Regions from separate parts of the Homo sapiens genome. Here regions 1, 2, 3, 4, 5 and 6 are each linked to region 7. Evidence: chromatin contacts called from ENCODE Hi-C or POLR2A ChIA-PET data. All regions are on one chromosome and are shown on one strand. The core of a region is the stretch at or near the end of the contact, and the rest is flanking DNA. Distances in the headings are between cores, read along the strand shown. Region 1 overlaps LOC101928911 (a long non-coding RNA gene). Region 2 overlaps LOC101928911 (a long non-coding RNA gene). Region 3 overlaps LOC101928911 (a long non-coding RNA gene). Region 4 has its middle 23 kb from the start of AKIRIN2. Region 5 has its middle 55 kb from the start of AKIRIN2. Region 6 has its middle 120 kb from the start of SPACA1. Region 7 overlaps RNGTT (RNA guanylyltransferase and 5'-phosphatase).

Region 1 (2,700 bases), core at 64-2,563, 740 kb after region 7:
CCTAAACACCTTTATGACATCTTTCCCCCTCCCCACCTTAAGTCCAGTTCTGTTGGGTCTTCTTCACCTCACTGTCTGGCCCTCTCTTCGAATACTGAAATGTTTTCCCAATGTCTTCCCTCCTGATTTCTAGGTTGGATCATAAACCTTGCCCTTAGCCCACCCACTCCTGTTTCCTCCTCTACTGCTCTGTTCTCTCCCGTCCATCCCTGAGGGGCTCATTACCCAAGCACCATTTACAATGACAAAGCAAATGCACTGCATTTAGATTGATTTTTGTCTTAGTCAAACTGGGGTACATTTGTAATACAGAAAAGGATTGGTGTGTTTCATCACAAGGAATTAAAGCTATTATCTCACAAATCTGATTGATGTGAGCAGCCAAAACAAATATGTTGAGTAATTTCTTCCCTTACTAACTAGTTCTTTGCTTGAATCTTCCAGTTAATAGTTACGCCTGGCAAATTCTCAAATGGTATATATTATATTCATCCCAGCACTTGCGTTCTGTTTTGGATATGATTTTGAAAGAAGACATCTTAGAGAGTAAATTCTTGAGGAAAGGACATAAATAGATAAATACCAGATATAAATAGATAAACATGAATAAAAATGCATATTTCAGAAACATTGTAAAAAATAACAATAATAATAATAATATAATGGCTGTAATTTTTCAAACATCCTCAGACCACAAAGGTAATGCAGAGGGAAAATAGGCGTATTTGTTTTCCTCTTGCCTTATGGCTGAAAGAGCAAAGCATGCATGATTTTTATGACCTGGCTAGTGATGTGTCCCTTCAGGGAGCTATTAACTCTATCCTTGTAGATGGTGCCTGATCCCCTTCAAAATTAGAAATTGCTTAAAACCAGAAAAAAAAAAAGCATTTCATTCCTAAATAGGCCATTAGTGATATTGGATAGTTTGTTATGCTGTAATGCAATATTGAAATTCCTAGAGGCAATGGATTTTCAGTAGTGAATTAAAAAGACCAAACTAAACCAAGTATTTGAGGAATGAGTGAAAAGAATCTTGGGTAGCTAACTATTTTATAGGTTGTGTGTCAGCAAGTGACCTTTTGAAAATAAAATTATTAACTCTCCCCAGAGAACTAAATGCAAATTGAGCCCAGCTGGATTGTGTGGTAGGTATGAAAACATATCTATTTTGATGCAGGGGAGCAGGGGGTGGACATATATGTCACGAAATGTCAGAATAATGACCATCACCCTCAACAGAAAGTAAGTGGACTAAAAATAGCAACATACAGTTTTGGTTCTTAAAAATTATCAGCAAAGATGCAAAGGGTAATGACAGCAGATGTGTACAGCAGGGTTTTAACCTGAGTATGTGCCTGGACATGCTGTGCTGCCTCACTGCACAGCTAATACAACCTTTGACAACCTTTTCCCAGGAATGCAGAAGTCCAAGAATAATGCACATAAACTAAATAGCATCATTTCGTAGCATAAGTTAAAGGGAAGCTAATTTACTGGCTGCATGTTACAATAGATAAAATGAATTTCATTGTCTCCATGCCTGTACCTATCATCAGGCTTAATGTAAATACCCCTTTGAAGGACTATAGCTATCAGACGTGACATTAGAGTGATTCACAAACAGCTCTAATTACATAAGTACAAAACTATATTGTACTTACAGGCTTGCAGATACTAACTAATTTCTCATCATTTGCATCCAAAAACCCTGGTAAATTCCCTTTTCCTGAATATAGTATCTAAATTTTAAATGTGTAGGAAAAGTCACTATTCTACTAAGTGTATCTTTCAATAGATACTTAATTTCCTTTCTGAAGTTACTGTAATTATTTCAGGAATTGAGCCTTTTTGTCCTAGAATTTTTGTTCTCATCAGGATAGACAAGCTCTCCAAGGACACGCTGATATTTCTCCTGGCTAACCTCTGGGGACATTATCAATGCATGGTACAGTAAGTTAATATTTCACCAAAGGTTAAAAAAAATAGAAGAATACAATTTGAGGAGAGGGGATTGTTAAGAATCATATTCAGGTTAAAATATTACATTCATAGGAACTTTAAAAATTTTAAATCAATATAGATGATTTCAACACAGTATATAAATCAAAGCCCTCCTATTTATTCCCTGGCCTGATTGATAGGGTTTCTCTATTAAAATTGCCCATTCCATCCCAAATATGGATAATATATAATTTGAAGTTGAAATCAGGTCCCTTGAGTTTCTTGAGATTGGATAAATGTCTGCAAACATCAACAAACAGGCCTTAAAGTAAGGCAGTAATCTATAAACCATCCTGATGACTTGTCAATAGGAGGAGGGAGACAGGATGAGACTGTAAACTCAGCAACCTCTTCCTGACCTTAACCCTCCCCCAACCTCTGAAAAGTAATGAGGACTGTTCCTTGAGCCTTTGTTTGAGGAAGCTGAGAATAAGAATTGTGAGCTCCTGTATTCCCACAGAGACTTAAAGTATCCACAACCCCTTCAGTTCAAAATTGCTTTATATTTGGTGACCTGAGGTTCAAGTAGATAAGTTTTGCTACATTCAAGAATGCAGAAATAATTCACCCTGTCACTGCACTGAGCAAGACAACCAACCAGGGCTGGTGTGGCCCAGGAAAGGTCTAGGGAAACAGGGAACCGAGGATGTATTTCAAGGGGGCAGGTGGACTGGGGAACAGGAACTGTTTGAATAATTT
Region 2 (2,700 bases), core at 48-2,547, 810 kb after region 7:
ACCTGAGATCAGGAGTTTGAGACCAGCCTGACCAAGATGGAGAAACCCCGTCTCTACTAAAAATACAAAAAGTAGCCAGGTGTGGTGGTGGGCACTTGTAATCCCAGCTACTCAGGAGTCTGAGGCAGGAGAATCACTTGAACCTGGGAGGCAGAGGGTGCAGTGAGCCAAGATCATGCCACTGCACTCCAGCCTAGGTGACAGAACGAGACTCTGTCTCAACAAAAAAAAAAAGAAAAGAAAAGAAAAATAATCTAACCGGAATAGCCAATAAACCCTGGAAAGTGTTCCCTTGGAAGGTTTTGAAATCTCCCTTCTTGGATATCTTTTATAATCTTCCTACAGCTCTTAATATTAGGTTGGTATAAAGTAATGGCAAAATCTGCAATTACTTTTGCACCAATCCAATACTGTTTTTTTGAAATATCTAAAAAGTTCAAATTTTAAACTATAAACCTTCAAATAGCCCAAAGCCCAAATAACAGAGATGAAACTTGATTCTGACGACTTTGGTGAGCCATGAGACTCTAGGGTCATGAGAACGGGGCCAATTGCCAACAGGCCACCAGAAGAGAAAGTGGTTTACCTAGCTGAGTATCTCCCATTCTTGGCCAAAAAGGAGGCTGAGACACTCTGGGGCCTGAAAAATTGGAATTTCTATGTGCAGTAAATCCTTCTGTTCCCTGGCACCCTTTAGCAGATTGATCTGCCTGTATATTGATGTTTTGGGTGCCATCCTGACCTTTGGAAAGGATGTCAATAGTTGGGGGTTAGTCCAATAGATGAGAGTGTTCTGGAACTGGCAGCTTTCTTTTGTGTGACTGGAGCCTCTGGAACTGGAGGCAGCAAAGGTAGCTGACAATGTAATTTATCTACATTTCACCTGGAAACAGTAACATGTCTTTGAGCTCCCTGGAGACCCTAGTCTGGAAAAAGGCCCAAGATACCTGTCAGACCAAACAATGCCTATCATATTTTATTACATGGCATGAAACGTAAGACTTTATGCTCCATTAGCAGAAGGTTTCATTTTCACTCCAGGAAGGTAGTTCAACATTACAACATCTTATCTTGTTCTTTCTTGTGTTTTTAATATAAACGGCCTTAAAATTTCCCACTTCATCCCCTACACCCACTGCCCCAGGCATCTAGAAGCTATATTATCAGATTTTACAGTCTGAGATAATGTGTCATTGTGAGATTCCCAATATATACGTGGTGTGTATTTTTTAAAAAAAATAAAACTACGGCCTGATAAAAAGAAGAAGTTTGCTCTCTAGTGGCTGACTTATAAAAGGCTCTGAAAACCACACAATAGGTTATCTTAGAAAAGGAGGACGTCTAACAGCGATATCTATGTAACAAGGTCTGAGTAATCATTTTGTTTTTATTGATTTTTTAAATTTTCTTTACACTGAAAAACTACATGATAGCAACTATTTGTGGATAGCTTTTCCTATTAAAAAATTTTATATCATTAAGCTAATTTCAATTCTAAATTCTGAGAGCAGCAATTAGGTTTCTGGTGTTATATTAGCCTACCGTACCTTTAGAAAGCTCTATGGATTGGTTTAATACTGTATCATTAATGTCTATTACAGACACATTGCTAAATAATATAATATCATTAGAGCTTTTTAAGCCATTTTTAGCTCTTTGCAGAAAGATTATATAAATTCAGAGAGAAACAGTATAATTATGAATATGATCCTAATTAATATCATTTTATTATTCCTTTTTCTACAGAAACTAAATTTATAAAATTTTACTATGATATGAATTATAAAGCAAGGAAAAGATTTATCCTGGGTGCTTTTCTTTTTAGCTCCCCCTTCCCCACTCTGTTTTACTTTCCCATTTTATTCTCCCACAAATCCATTCCTTTCTCCCCAAGTCTATACTATTTTTTTCACTCTCTTCAGTATCCTTCATCAGATAGTAGAAAACTGACAACATCACTGGTCCCTGAAGTTCCAGCCTTTGTTTCAAAAAAAAAAAAAAGAAGAAGAGGTTACCTAGGAAGTTTTCTACCTCCTGCACAGTAACAAATACTTTAAGGAATTTTCAGATCCATAAATATTTTTATTCTTACTTTATCTGTGGGAAAGAAACCATATAGCATAAAAGAGGCTTGAGCTTTTCAGGAGGTCAGTACTACAGCGGAAATAATGCACTAAAGAATGCAAAGAAGAGGGTTTTATGGGCTCAGGGACGCGGACATGGGGCAGTGCAAAAGGTTATTAAGAAAGGGAGTGATGCAATCTGATTTACATTTTTGAAAATTATTCTGGATGCTGTGTGGAGGAAGTACCATAACAAGCACAACAGTAGAAACAGGGAAACTTCTTTGGAAATGACTGTAGTCTTACAGGCAATAAAATATAGTTGCATGGACAAGGGTGATAACAGTAGTATTGTAAAAAGGGAATGGGGCCAGGTGCGGCAGCTCAAGCTTGTAGTCTCAGCACTTTGGGAGGCTGAAGCAGGTGGATCACTTGAGCCCAGGAGTTCAAGACCAGCCTGGGCAACAGAGAGAAACCCCATCTCGACAAAACACAAAAAAATTATCCAGGCATGGTGGTGGGCCCCTGTAGTCCCAGATACTCAGGAGGCTGAGGCAGGAGGATTGCTCAAGCCCAGGAGGTGGAGGTTGCAGGGAGCCAAGATCTCGCCACTGCACTCCAGCCTGGGTGATGGGAG
Region 3 (2,700 bases), core at 8-2,507, 850 kb after region 7:
TTCACCAAATATTATTGAAAACATTTCTCATGTGGTCCATTTTTAATTATAGAAAGCATAAATACATATTTAAATGTGTTGTAGGATATTTCACAAAATGTTAACATGACCCTGGGCAAGGAAAAATCATGGGTGATATATTTTTCATCAATAGTCTGTATTTTATGTATTTTTTCCCAAAAATGGACATGCATTTTAACTGTATAAAAAATTCAAGGCCGGGCACAGTGGCTCATGACTGTAATCCCAGCACTTTGGGAGGCTGAGGGGGGTGGATCACCTGAGGTCAGGACTTCGAGACCAGCCTGGCCAACATGGTGAAACCCCATCTCTACCAAAAATACAAAATTAGCCGGACATGGTGGTGCGTGCCTGTAAACCCAGCTACTCAGGAGGCTGAGGGAGAAGAATCATTTGGACCCAGGAGGTGGAGGTTGCAGTGAGTCGAGATCATGCCATTGCACTCCAGCCTGGGCAAAAAGCGAATCTCCACTTTAAAAAAATAATAATAAATATAAATAAATACATACATACATACACATCTTTAAATGGAAGAAAAAGTAAAATCGGGGCAGAGTGGGGGTGTGACAGGGAAGGGGTGTATGGAGGAGGGATGTGTTCTGGGAGCTAGAGATGCTCTATTCTTGATCAGAATGATAGTCATCAGGGTGTTCCCTTCATTCTGCTGTACATTTATTCTCTAATCTTTTCAGTCACTCTACCATATTTCACAACTTTTAAAAAGGGGAGGGGGTTAAAAAAAGAAAAGTCTGAGAATTTTAACACAAGCTAGGGGAAACTGTAGTTTCAAAGAAAAAAAAAAAAAAGGAAGAAGAAGAAAAGCCTGTTCAGTTGCTGCAATGCCTAATAAAGCTGCAAATACAGCCCAAACCCACAGGCTGTCAGATTCACAAAGTGTGAATGTAATGTAGGCAGGGGAGATGAAGCATTGAGTTATGTTTCTCACTCACACACACACACACACACACACACACACACATGAAAATCTGTCCTTCTGGCCGCCCACCCTTCACCTAATCAGCACCAGTCTAGGCTGCTCAGTGGTGTGTATTCTCACCAAGGTGCTGCCCAGAAGATCCACCTTGCTCAGGGAAGCGTAGTTGGTCCTGTTCCCTTTCACTTTTGCTGGTGCCAGAAATCCTGACAGAAGCAACAGTCTCTATGGTGCCAGAAGAGGAGGCTGTAGCGCTGCCTGGAGACAAACCCTTGCAGAATATATGCTTCCAATTGGAACATGTTGCTTTTAGAGCCTCAGGGCCCTGCAAGGGCAGGATGTGCCGCTCTGATTCCCAGTGTGTGACAGCAGGGGATTCCTCCCAGTTATTCTCAGAGTCAGGCTGTGGTTTGTACTTTCTTTTTTTTTTAGAGACGGAGTCTCGCTCTGTTGCCCAGGCTGGAGTGGTGCAGTGGTGCGATCTCGGCTCACTGCAACCTCCGCCTCCCGGTTTCAAGTAATTCTCCTGCCTCAGCCTCCTGAGTAGCTGGGACTACAGGCACACGCCGCCATGCCCGGCTAGTTTCTCTTGTCTTTTAGTAGAGAGGGGGTTTCACCATGTTGCTCAGGCTGGTCTCAAAACCCTGAGCTCAGGCAATCCGCCCACCTCGGCCTCCCAAAGTGCTAGGATTAGAGGTGTGAGCCACTGCACCCGGCCGGTTTGTACTTTCTATCAGATCATTCAACTAAACTTTGTGACACCGCAGATAAAACAAAGCAGATTAATGTCGCTGATCCAAAGAGCCAGGTTCTGCTGCACTTGGACCCAATGGGACCCGAAGAGGCTTCGGCTCTCCAGCAAAGATTGGGGGAGCCAGGTTTGTCCTCACCCGTAGTTCAGGGATGGTGTTGGGTAATTTTGATAAAGTACCCCTTCCTCATAGAAGCAAAAACTCCTTTCTGTTATTTTTTCTTTTAACTTCCAAATTAAAGACACCAACATGTTGTAACAAACAACATAGAACATCCTTTAATCCAGTAAGGGGCACTGCCAACCATGAAGAAGGTCAGTTCACAAGCAGACACATAGGGCATAGACATGGCCTTCCCGTTGCAATCTTGGTTCCACCTCTCATGGTACCTCACGCTCTCTGTCTTGTGTTGTAACTATCTGTGCACTTACCATTGACTTTATCTCCTCCATTACTGGGCTGCAGGCTCCCAGAGGACATAATCCGTGTACAATGGATTTACCTTTGTTTCCTCCCTGCCTGGCATAATGCCTTGTAGTCAGTAGCTCCTCCAAATGTTTGTAGAGAAGAAGAAAGGGAATTAGCATGCCTTAATCTCTAAGCTGTACCAGTTACTATACATATGCTTAATGTATATGATCATATTTAACTCGTAAAACCAGCCTCCAAGGTGTTATTATTACCATTTTATAGAAATGGTAAAGAAACGGAGGCTCAAAAAAGTTAGATGCCTGCTTAAGATCACTGAGCCAGTTAGAGTGAGAGATGGACTTGAGTCTAGAACTGTCCCTCTGCCAAATTCCTGCTCTTATTTCTTCATTAACGAGTGAATGAATGGGGGTTAATGATACCTGTGCGATGAGTCATCCCCAGACCCCCAGGTGCTACTAACACTGCTTCCCAACCCTCGCCTGGGGTTGGCAGGGCTTTTTTAATTCACTGGATAGTCCCTAACAGGGCTGGCATTAACCCATAGACAATAGAGAAGTGGCC
Region 4 (2,700 bases), core at 121-2,620, 920 kb after region 7:
TTAAGACTTTTTTTTTTTTTGAGATGCAGTCTCACTCTGTCACCCAGGCTGGAGTGCAATGGCACAATCTTGGCTCACTGCAACCTCCGCCTCCTGGGTTCAAGCGATTCTCCCACCTCAGCTTCCCAAATAGTTGGGATTACCGGCACCCGCCATCATGCCTGGCTAATTTTTTGGTATTTTTGTGGAGATGGGGATTTCACCATGTTGGCCAGGCTGGTCTTGAACTCCTGATCTCAGGTGATTCTCCCACCTCAGCCTCCCAAAGTGCTGAGATTACAGGCGTGAGTCACCGTGCCCGGCCCACTTTTGTCTTTCAGCCTAATGTAAAATCATGAATATAGGTATATTGTTCAAGATTTTTGGTTGTGGCTGGGCATGGTGGCTGACGCCGGTAATCCCAGCACTTTGGGAGGCCGAGGTGGGTGGATCACCTGAAGTCAGGAGTTCGAGACCAGCCTGACCAACATGGTGAAACCCAGTATCTACTAAAAATAAAAAAATTAGCCTGGTGTGGTGGTGTGCACCTGTGGTCCCAGCTACTCAGGAGCCTGAAGCAGGATAATCGCTTGAACCCGTGAGGCAGAGGCTGCAGTGAGCCAGGATCGCACCACTGCCCTCCAGCCTGGGTGACAGAGAGAGACTCTGTCTCAAAAAAAAAAAAAAAGATTTTTGGTTGCAAACAACAGAATCCACTCTTGCTAGTTTAAAAATAAAATGAACCGGGCGTGGTGGCTCACGCCTGTAATCCCAGCACTTTGGGAGGCCGAGGTGGGCGGATCATCTGAGGTCAGGAGTTCAAAACCAGCCCGGTCAACATGGTGAAACCCCATCTCTACTACAAATACAAAAAATAAGCTGGGCGTGGTGGCTTGTGCCTGTAGTCCTAGCTACTCAGGAGCCCAAGGCAGGAGAATCACTTGAACCAGAGAGGCAGAAGTTGCAGTGAGCTGACATCACGCCACTGTACTCCAACCTGGGTGACGGAGTGAGACTCCGTCTCAAAAAAAAAAAAAAGAAGGAAAATAAAATAAATTGAAAGTATTAAAGGGTATTAGATAGCACATAGACTGTCTGGAAGGGCCAGAGAATCATGTTCTGGGCTACTTGGCAGGAAGTTATATCCAAATCATACTGCTGGACTGTTATAGAAGAGAACGCCGCTGGCGTTGGCACTGTGGCTGCACTAACTCTCTGCTGGGGATACCAACACTGGTGCTGGGCCATTTCTGTGCCACTGGCAAGCTCCATAGCTTCACCAGAAAACAGATTCTGCATGACACCTGCTTTCTCATGGTTTTTTCTTCTGCATTCAGTGTTGCATGGCTACATCTGATTGCAGAAACTAGGTCACATGCTTGCATCTTGGCCGCAAATAAGACTAGAATAGAGAGTTCTAGTTTCACCTTGAAAAACAGAACTCAAAATATAGAAATTCCCTTGATATTGGAAGGGCTTTTAAGAGATGATAAGAAGCCACAAACATAAAAAGTGTCTGCTAGGGCAGGCACAAAATGATTAGGCCACCAAACCCTTGAAAAGCAGCAGGAGGCCTCTGTTTGCAAGGAGACTTCTGTTCATGATTGGAACAGAAAACAGCCATAAAAGGATTTTTCTGTAACAAAAAAAAAGTCTTGCAGGAGGCACTCAATCTATAAATTGTTTTTTTCCCACCAAATGCAAGGAGAGATTCAAGGTCTCTCCCTCACACCTTGGCTTTGGCAGGTATTCCCAGAAGCTTTGCAGACATTATTAGCACACTGGAGGACAGTCATATCTCCACCTTGACACAGATTTGGAAAAGAGTAGGCAGAAAAAAAATGAAAGCAATTTAAATGTAGTTCTTAACATTTGTGTGGTGCAAAGCAAAAGATCTCCATACCAGAGTTTAAGTAACTGCAGACAGAGAGACTGAGAACTCTATAATCAGTGGGTCCCATCAGTTGAGAGTGCTATGGACCAGCACAGAAGTAGATCAGCAAAAGGCACAGAATCTGGACAATATAGGAACAAATTCTGGAACTGAACTAGGACAGTGACATTACCTTAGCCAAAATCCTCTAAGGCAGAAATGCTCAATAGATTTTATCTTACGTACCAAGATCTATGGTTGTGGCAACCTCAGTTACCTTGTTAAAGACTACCAAGAGGCTGGGTGTGGTGGCTTACGCCTGTAATCCCAGCATTTTGGGACGCCGAGGCGGGCAGATCACCTGAGGTCGGGAGTTTGAGACCAGCCTGACAAAATGGAGAAACCCCGTCTCTACTAAAAATACAAAATTAGCTGGGTGTGATGGCGCATGCCTGTAATCCCAGCTACTCAGGAGGCTGAAGCAGGAGAATCGCTTGAACCCAGGAGGTGGAGGTTGTGGTGAGCGGAGATCACGCCATTGCACTCCAGACTCCAGCCTGGGCAACAAGAGCGAAACTCTGTCTCAAAAAAAAAAAAAAAAAGACCACCAAGAAAAATGTCCTTATGTAAACCCATTTTCACATGGTTGATACTTATAAGGTTGATACTTACAATTTCGTATTCTACCTTTTTCCTCATTCATTGAATCAAAAACGTCTTTTCATGTTGTTTAATCTTGTTAATTATCCCTTTTAACATCTGCATAGTATTCCACCAGCTGATGCACTCTAATTTACTCAACTATTTCTCCATTATTTTATACTAGGATTAGCTCTAATAATTTGAGA
Region 5 (2,700 bases), core at 76-2,575, 880 kb after region 7:
AGCTTATTTTTTTGTATTTTTAGTAGAGATGGGGTTTCACCATGTTGGCCAGGCTGGTTTCTAACTCCTGACCTCAGGTGATCCGCCTGCCTTGGACTCCCAAAGTGCTAGGATTACAGGCGTGAGCCACCGGGCAGAAGTGTATGTTCAAACAAATACATCTTCAGAGTTAACAAAAGAAATATAAGCATGAATTTGCTCATAAATATTTCCCATTTCCTGACCTTCCTATAATTTGGCTTTCACTTAGGTTTTTAATTCTAATACAGAGAGTGCCAGGCACATAGGAAGCAAACAAAAATATATTGAAATGAATGATGTCATCCATGTTGAGCCAAACATATTATGTATATAATTAATAATAGCATGAGTTAAATTAATAAGACAGAGAAATGGTCAAAAAAAAAAAATACCATGGCTGGTCACAGTGGCTCACCTGTAATACCAGCACTTTGGGAGGCTGAGACGGGCGGATCACTCAAGGCCAAGAGTTTGAGACCAGCCTGGCCAATATGGCAAAACCCCATCTCTACTAAAAATACAAAAATTAGCCAGGTACAGTAGCACACGCCTGTAATCCCAACTACTAGGGAAGCTGAGGCAGGAGAATCATTTGAACCTGGGAAGCGGAGGTTGCAGTGAGCTGAGATCACACCACCACACTCCAGCTCAGGTGACAGAGTGCAAAACAAAAACAAAAACAAAAAAGGCCGGGCGTGGTGGCTCACTCGTATAATGCCAGCACTTTGGGAGGCAGAGGCTGGCAGATCATCCGAGGTCAGGAGTTTGAGACCAGCCTGGCCAACATGGCAAAACTCTGTCTCTACTTAAAATACAAAAATTAGCTGGGGCATGGTGGCACACACCTGTAATCCCAGCTACTCGGAAGGCTGAGGCAGGAGAATCACTTGAACCCAGGAGGCAGAGGTTGCAGTGAGCCGAGATCACACCACTTGCACTCCAGCCTGGGCGACAAGAGTGAAACTCCGACTCAGGAAAAAAAAAAAAACAGCATCATAAGCACAGCTCATTCCTAAAGGAAAAGATCACCCCTAATTTGAAAAGGTTTCTGGGCTCATTATCTTACTTTTCTTAGCTCATCATACATGTGCAATGTTTGGCCACCCTGTACATTAATCAGCTCTTACAACATCCCTGTGAAATAAGTAGATGAGGAGTATCATTAGCTCCATGTGGCAGATGGGGCAAACCAAACATGTGGAAATTAAATGACTCACCTAAAGCCACCCAGAAGCCAATGGAGGAAGTGAGATTAGAACCCACAAGCTTCTGCTTTCTGTGCAACCAACCCACAGTCCCCCATTGTGAAGCTGAGCTTGCTCCCAGATTGCCACCTGAGACGCTGGTCCTACTTAGTCACTAATGAGCAACATCCTTGCTCTGGGTGCCAGGGTGGAGAGAGAAGGCACCCGAGCCATGTTTCCTATCCTCAGAGAAAGAAAAATATCCAAACATCTTTAAACTTAAGTTTATTTTTCCCTTCTCAGTACGTAGATAAATAGTAAGTAATTTGAGAAGAAGCTTTATCTTAAAGAAAAATAAGAGATTCAAAGGACAATTGCAATGGGCCTTTTTCAGATTAAAGGGATCTAAAACATTTCTGTTCAATGAGCTTGAAATGAAGTTCAAATTCAGTTCATAAGCTTATCTCCAAATTTCATTTTTTAAAGTACCTCAAACATAAACTCCCACTCAACTCGATCAAAAGCCTCTCCTGCTTCAAGAGACAGAGCAACAATCAGCCCCCTTGTTCATTTAGCCAAGTCAGTGTTCTTAATCAGCATAAAAAACAACAGGAGCCAACGGGTGGTTTTTTAATAAAAAGTGGTTTGATGAGGCTCCAGGCTGGTGGCAGCATTCTCAGCCCAGAAAAATATGAGTCGGGTCCTCAAACACGCAAACAGGCCCAAGAACAGGGACCCACTCCAATAGCCGATATTTATTCAAGCCTCAAACCCTCTATTATGTACTAACTTCCACCTCATCTCCCTGCTTCTCCCTGCTCAGCATTCCACATTTCCCACCCTCGTTTGGATCAAGGTTCAGTGCCCCCTTTCTCACTCCCAAAAATATGTCATTTGGAATTTTCTTCCCTTCCCTTCCCTCTCAGCAATTTGGTGCTAAAGCCTTTAGGTGGGGCAGAGCAGGATAACATCTGTGACTAATGAGGGAAGCCACCGTGGTCCAGAGCTGGGTGTTGGAGCCCCAGCAGGGTGAGAAAAGTGTCTGCACAGGAGGGCTGCTTGCTGTGTGGTGTCAGAGACTGAACAGGATAGGACAGTGTTCCTGCAGGGGCAGCCTGGCTTGGGGTGGCAGAATCCCAGTGGAGTGAAGAGGGTGTCCCCATGGAAGGGTGGCTGGGTATAAAGTTTCAGAGTCCAGGTAGAGTGGGAGGACATTCCCAGGATAAGAGCACAGAAGGAGAATAGGACACTAGTTACAAAGAGGAGATTAGTCAAATAAGTAACTTATTAAGGATAATGAAAGCCAGGTTTCCCATTGTTGGAGGAGGGAGTCACAAATATTGAAACAGAAATCTGGAATGAACCCTGTAGTTGTCCAGTTGAAATTGGAAGTATCTAAATGATGTTATGGTCTTCAATATATTTATATAGATATAGGAATAAATATAGCAATGTGTGCATGCATACATACATACATATTGTAGAAGGTAGAATA
Region 6 (2,700 bases), core at 101-2,600, 720 kb after region 7:
GCTCTCATAATCCTTCAGTCACAACTCAGAGAATGGAGTGACTGCACAAAGGACCCAGTGGTGACTGGCAGAACCGGTACTGTGAATCAGCTGTCTTTGAGCCTGGAATTATATTCTTCTGGAAATGCCTCTCTTTACCCAGGCCAGGCAGTTCCCAAACAATTCCCCAAAAGACGCCAGATTTGTGAACAGATATTGGTTGACTAAAACATGTTCCCCCTACAGGAAAAACAACTCCAAGTGCATGCCTTAATGACAGTGCTTCTGCAGTGTCCCCGCTGTACCTGGGGACAACATACTATCCACAATGGATAGTATGTACTGAATACCTACTTTGTGCAAGGGACTAAGCTGACAACTCTGTATACAAGAGCTCATTTAATCTTATTATTATTCCTGTTTTATACAAGGTTAAGTAACTTGCCCAAAGTCACAGCCAGAACTGGGACTTAAACCCAGATCACTCAACTCCAGAATCCATGTTTCATGACTATTTTCCTAACCACTGTTTTTCACTGCCTCTCCTTGAGGGAAATAAATCAGTGGGCCCTGGTATCTGAGAAACGCCACCACAAGACAGCCAACCTCAGCGCTTTGTGGATTTCTCTAATTCTAATTTCTAGTCCCTGTTTTTGTCACCTGTGTGAGTGGTAACGGCCTGAAGCACTGGTATTACTAAGACAGGTCCCCCATCCCCTAAGCAATCTTGAGGGCTGTGACGAACTATAGATAAATGAGGGTAGGTTGAGCACTTCGAATTGGAACGCATGAAATTGGTTGGATTTGTAATCAGATGAGAGAAAGCAAAGGCTTTAGGAAAGCCCACTTTTCCCCGTAGTCCCTTCTCATGGCCATGAGGCATCATCAACTCTTAATGGAAAGGGTATAAATGCTGGAGTTGGGCAGACCTCAGGTCAAGCCCTGGCTCCACTCCTGGCCAGCTGAGTGACTTGGGCCAGGTAACTTCATCTCCCTGAGCCTCAGTCTCCTCATGTGTAAAGTATGTGCACCAGTAGCTAGCAGAGGGCTGGGAACACGGATGGAGATGATCCACAGGAAGCACCTGGCACTATGTCTGGCACGTGGGAAAGGATCAAGTACATATTAGCTAAAAATAAAACTGAGAGCATGGTTTCAGGGCCGTTGGGGATTCCCCAGTCACCAGACTGTGACCATCTGCCCCGATGCTGCATGTGGGATCCTCCAGATCCTACACTGGCGTTGCATCCCTGTGTCTGGCAGGACAGGTGGCTTTTCCTAGCCACCTCAGGAGAGTACATTTGTCACCACGGATGCAAACCCTGGAAGCCAGTGCAAGCTGCTTGCTACAGCACTGGTGTGGCCAGGCCCCTGCTCTGCCAGAACTTGCTTCTAGTGAGAAACCTCATTTCTCACCCCATGGTCAGGTGGACTGTGGTGGGAGGAAGAGGTTGGGAGCAGAAAAGGTGACAGTTCTGGTCTCAGAGTTGATGGCTTCAGATCCCGCAGGGGTTCAGATGCCTTCAGATTTATAGGCCCATAACAGCAGAAAGCTGCCTCCTGGCTGAGCCTGGTGCTGCTTTTGGGCCCGGGGGGCTCCTGGCTGATACTGTTTGTGAACCTCTTTATCTCTCTAATGCCATGTTCTCTAAATCTTGGTATTAGAACGATGAGAAAGGGCGGAGGAGGGTGATTCATGCCCTGGTTACACTGACAACGAAATTCATCGAAATCAAATTTCTCCTAAGCATGCTAACAACATCCCGGCTGGTGCCTGCCTCGGCTGTAGGTCTGGGTTTGTTTGGTTTCTACAACAATTTTTCTTTTTAATGTCATTATTTTTATTATTTCGCCTAATGTTTTTATAATGTGCTTACTGTGGAGGTTGTTCCACAGAGCCCGCCAGCTCTCTGGGGATAGGGTGGGCCACGCTTGGTAACCCCAAAGGCTGCTGTTTTGCACAACCCTCCAATCACTGAAGGAAATAGAGTCTTCACCCTCCCCACTTCCCTAGACCTGTCTTGACAAGGAATCAAACACTAACCATAGAATTACTAACCTGTTCAACCCCAGTCTGAGCAAAGCTCCAATATTAACTGATGAACCCAACCAACCCTCCCCTTCTTCCACCCACCTTTTATTCTCCCAGTTAAGCATCTCTGGTTGCATCAGTCCTTTTTTCTATGTCATGGCTTCTGGCTCCACTTCTGCCATCCTGCCCTGGAACATCATCCCCTGCCCTATTTGCCCATATCCCTCTTAAATGTGACATTGATTAAGGGATGAATAAATGATACCACATCCATATTTCTGGAACATTAAGCATTTTAAAATTAATTTTGGAGAGGTGTCAATGATGTATCCTTAAGTGAAGAAAGATGGAGAAAATGGGTTTGTCCACTTTATGAAAAACCAAAAATCCCAACAAAAATCTTATATACTTGTGGGTTTGTTTTGATATGTTTGTCTCAGCATGAGTAACAGCACAGAAGGATACACACCAAGTTGTTAACATGTGTTATCTGTTTTGGGGGATGTTAGAAGGAAGAATTTTTTTTAATATACCTATAATGTTTCATTACCTGCAGTTAACTCTTGTTACTCTGATTTATTTATTTATTTATTTATTTTTGAGACAGGGTCTCACTCTGTCACCCAGACTGGAGTGCAGTGGAGCAATCTCAACTTAGCAGAACCTCAGCCTCCTGGGGCCAAGCAATC
Region 7 (2,700 bases), core at 131-2,630:
AATGATATTTTCAACTTACAGTGGGCTAAGCAGGATGTAACTGTATTGTAAGTCAAGGCGCATTTGTACTTCCCTTTTGGAAATAATAATCTTTGACATTATTTTCAAGGTTAGACATTTGCGTTGAGATCAAAGATAATTTTTTCAAACTTAGCTCTGGCATAAACAATTACATGACTTTAATTGTACTAGGTATAGAAGAAAAAGTATTTTTATAAATAGGCAAAATAAATCATTTTTATTGAGCACATATTATGTGCCTAAGACATATTATACCTTCTAGTGTTTATAGCAGTCTTACTAAGTAAATATTGCTTTTATTTTCATGTGAGAAAATGGAAACTCAGAGAGGTTAAATAACTTGCCCATGGTCATAAATTCAGCAAATGATGGAATTGAGATTAGAACTCAGGTTTTTCTGCCTTTCCAACCCCACCCTTTTTGTTCTTATGACACTGTTCTTGTATAAATATTGCTGACTTACATTTGAGAATGTCAGGTATTTCACGGGAGCCAGCACATGCAAGAGTGCATTTTAAAGAAGAACCTCTATAGAAATGTCAGACTGTATATACTTACTTCAGTTATCCAACATCATCATTTAATGAAGTATTTTCCCTGTAGCTTTTTAAAGCAAGCATTTATGTAAAATTTTCCCTTTGATATGTTAGAAGTATCCCTACCTTCTTAAAGTGTTCTGTAATTTATATAACATTTATTTGGGGTATCATATTAGGCTCTTGCTGTGTGCTTTAATAAGGCAGTGGCCTCAGGATTTGTTAAATGTCCTTAAGTCAGTTACTGCCTTGAAAAGTGGTCCATGATTAGTATATTTTTGTAGTTAGTGATTTGCTGTCAGCTGTCATTTCTCAAGGTCAAATTCTGGCAGTTCCTTGCATCCTATTATATACATCCATAAGCTTTGACCTGTGAGCCTAAAGGTATCTCTACACCCTCCTGGAGAAAGATATAGTACTTTGATTCACTGACATTACATTCCTATTTTCTCTCTCTCTCTCTCTCTCTCAAATGACAAGGTAGCTAATTCTTCTGTGTGTTCCTTAAGGCACTATTAACACTCTAGTAGTGCCAGTGTTTGTATGTTTAAAAGACCTACAGACTTACTTTTTATTTCTTTTAAATACATATACTTCTCCTGTGATCGTAAATATTTGAATGTGATGCTACTGTATACTGGCTGTGTATGTGTGAATACAGCCAAGATGACAAAAAGCAGCTGCAGTTATGCTCAGAAAGAGTGTTGTTTCATTTACAGTGGTTTCTTTTCTTCAATGAGTCTGCTGCCTTTACTCAAAAATCTCCCTTTCTTCACTGTGGCAGCAGCTGGAGTCTTTGTTACTGTCACTCACAGCCATACCAAGTGATGAAAAACAGGTTTGAAACTTAAAATACTTCTCTTTCCAACTTAGCTTGTACTCATTGTAAATTCAAGTCTCTCCACCCAAATGACTGAATCAGTTCTGCTTTCTATTTTGTCTGTCAGTGCTTTACTGGAATTTTCACTTTTGTCTTAGCAGTAATAGTGTAGTGTGATTTATAATCCACATTCCTCTATTAAGTCATTCTGCAGATTTAGATCCTTTGCTTGTCTCTACAGCACGGAGCTCATCTGTGGTACCTGAGTGTTTATGGTATATAATCATGCTTACAGTATATTTCAGCTTCACCATGGTTATTTTTTTTTTTTTTTTTTTTTAAGACAGAGTCTCACTCTGTTGCCCAAGCTAGAGTGCAGTGGCGCCATCTCAGCTCACTGCAACCTCCGCCTCATGGGTTCAAGTGATTCTCCTGCCTCAGCTTCCTGAGTAGCTGGGATTACAGGCGCCCGCCACCGTGCCTGGCTAATTTTTGTATTTTTAGTAGAGACAGGGTTTCACTATCTTGGCCACTCTGGTCTCAGACTCCTGACCTTGTGATCCACCCGCCTTGGCCTCCCAAAGTACTGGGATTACAGGCATGAGCCACCGCACCCGGCCGGTCGTCTTAACACAGCAGTATTAATATGAACTGGGAGCTTTTTATCCAACTGGAAACATGGTAATGGCAGATTCTAGGGAGTCTCATAGAAGAAATACATTATTAGGTATGAAAATAACCCAAGCAGCTTATTATACTATGCAGAGGAATCTCTTAAAGAATAGTTTCATCTACTTCTTTCCATTAATAGGGACCTTATCCAAATTTTTATTTTGGGAGCTTACAACATAAATATATAGTGTTAAGTTCTCCTGAATATACATGTAATACATATTCAGAAATAGGTGAACTGTAATGTCACAGCTTTGTCATGGTCATTTGTAACTGGAATAATAATATGCAGATGACTCTTAATTCTTCACCTCTAATCCTCAATCCTCATTCTTTTTTAAAACCTCAGTTTTGAATCTTCAGCTGCCTACTGGGCAGTTAAATTGACAATTTCAACATCACCTCAGATCCAGTTATTTTTGTTGCTCTTTTTTTTTTTTCTTTTCTTTTTTTTTTTTTTGAGACAAGGTCTCACTCTGTCACCCAGGCTGGAGTGCAGTGGTGTGATCATAGTTCACTGCACTATCTCCCAGGCTCAAGAGATCTTCCTACCTTAGCCTCTCGAGTAGCTGGGACTACAGGCACATGCCACCATGCCTGGATTTTTTTTTTTTTTTTTTGTAGAGACAGGGTCTCGGTATGCTGCCTATG

Evidence for each region. A loop is a pair of places that touch in the nucleus more often than their neighbours do. ChIA-PET counts read pairs that join two places held with the same protein, here RNA polymerase II (POLR2A). Pooled maps may share reads with other maps.
Region 1: a loop to region 7 is called in a pooled map, with 3 times the contacts of the local background. The contact joins two enhancer-like sites. A Hi-C loop is called at or near these places in 2 of 37 single-sample maps with no recorded cell type and 3 of 50 pooled maps. POLR2A ChIA-PET finds 5 or more read pairs at or near these places in 1 of 52 experiments (OCI-LY7).
Region 2: a loop to region 7 is called in a pooled map, with 4 times the contacts of the local background. The contact joins two enhancer-like sites. A Hi-C loop is called at or near these places in 3 of 37 single-sample maps with no recorded cell type and 2 of 50 pooled maps.
Region 3: a pooled map shows a loop between it and region 7 (2.3-fold over the local background). The contact joins two enhancer-like sites. A Hi-C loop is called at or near these places in 1 of 37 single-sample maps with no recorded cell type and 3 of 50 pooled maps. POLR2A ChIA-PET finds 5 or more read pairs at or near these places in 2 of 52 experiments (OCI-LY7 and activated CD4-positive, alpha-beta T cell).
Region 4: a pooled map shows a loop between it and region 7 (1.9-fold over the local background). The contact joins two enhancer-like sites. A Hi-C loop is called at or near these places in 2 of 37 single-sample maps with no recorded cell type and 2 of 50 pooled maps.
Region 5: a loop to region 7 is called in a pooled map, with 5 times the contacts of the local background. The contact joins two enhancer-like sites. A Hi-C loop is called at or near these places in 1 of 37 single-sample maps with no recorded cell type and 4 of 50 pooled maps. POLR2A ChIA-PET finds 5 or more read pairs at or near these places in 1 of 52 experiments (GM12878).
Region 6: a loop to region 7 is called in a map with no recorded cell type, with 6 times the contacts of the local background. The contact joins two enhancer-like sites. A Hi-C loop is called at or near these places in 1 of 168 maps with a recorded cell type or tissue (GM12878), 28 of 37 single-sample maps with no recorded cell type and 6 of 50 pooled maps. POLR2A ChIA-PET finds 5 or more read pairs at or near these places in 2 of 52 experiments (OCI-LY7 and activated B cell).

Annotation. Positions count from the first base shown.
Region 1 is chr6:87,903,909-87,906,608 of GRCh38, reverse strand. All of the region lies in intron 2 of LOC101928911 (a long non-coding RNA gene), which reads right to left. Among named protein-coding and RNA genes, the nearest start is that of SPACA1, 140 kb to the left of the region's middle. RefSeq lists an enhancer at 1,156-1,405. Within about 2 kb of position 1,313, at least 2 of the 41 ENCODE cell types and tissues checked have a DNase peak (open chromatin) inside an H3K27ac peak, as active enhancers do; they include OCI-LY7, where a contact is called at or near this core.
Region 2 is chr6:87,830,713-87,833,412 of GRCh38, reverse strand. All of the region lies in intron 2 of LOC101928911 (a long non-coding RNA gene), which reads right to left. Among named protein-coding and RNA genes, the nearest start is that of AKIRIN2, 130 kb to the right of the region's middle. Within about 2 kb of position 1,297, at least 7 of the 41 ENCODE cell types and tissues checked have a DNase peak (open chromatin) inside an H3K27ac peak, as active enhancers do.
Region 3 is chr6:87,795,209-87,797,908 of GRCh38, reverse strand. The region is part of intron 2 of LOC101928911 (a long non-coding RNA gene); the gene reads right to left. Among named protein-coding and RNA genes, the nearest start is that of AKIRIN2, 94 kb to the right of the region's middle. RefSeq lists enhancers at 983-1,082, 1,037-1,536, 1,537-2,038. Within about 2 kb of position 1,257, at least 5 of the 41 ENCODE cell types and tissues checked have a DNase peak (open chromatin) inside an H3K27ac peak, as active enhancers do; they include OCI-LY7, where a contact is called at or near this core.
Region 4 is chr6:87,724,266-87,726,965 of GRCh38, reverse strand. No RefSeq gene overlaps it. Among named protein-coding and RNA genes, the nearest start is that of AKIRIN2, 23 kb to the right of the region's middle. RefSeq lists enhancers at 1,081-1,140, 1,831-1,940. Within about 2 kb of position 1,370, at least 5 of the 41 ENCODE cell types and tissues checked have a DNase peak (open chromatin) inside an H3K27ac peak, as active enhancers do.
Region 5 is chr6:87,755,621-87,758,320 of GRCh38, reverse strand. No RefSeq gene overlaps it. Among named protein-coding and RNA genes, the nearest start is that of AKIRIN2, 55 kb to the right of the region's middle. Within about 2 kb of position 1,325, at least 7 of the 41 ENCODE cell types and tissues checked have a DNase peak (open chromatin) inside an H3K27ac peak, as active enhancers do; they include GM12878, where a contact is called at or near this core.
Region 6 is chr6:87,924,206-87,926,905 of GRCh38, reverse strand. No RefSeq gene overlaps it. Among named protein-coding and RNA genes, the nearest start is that of SPACA1, 120 kb to the left of the region's middle. RefSeq lists enhancers at 1,196-1,385, 571-1,660. Within about 2 kb of position 1,350, at least 5 of the 41 ENCODE cell types and tissues checked have a DNase peak (open chromatin) inside an H3K27ac peak, as active enhancers do; they include GM12878 and OCI-LY7, where a contact is called at or near this core.
Region 7 is chr6:88,640,356-88,643,055 of GRCh38, reverse strand. The region is part of intron 14 of RNGTT (RNA guanylyltransferase and 5'-phosphatase); the gene reads left to right. Among named protein-coding and RNA genes, the nearest start is that of RNGTT, 320 kb to the left of the region's middle. Within about 2 kb of position 1,380, at least 3 of the 41 ENCODE cell types and tissues checked have a DNase peak (open chromatin) inside an H3K27ac peak, as active enhancers do; they include GM12878 and OCI-LY7, where a contact is called at or near this core.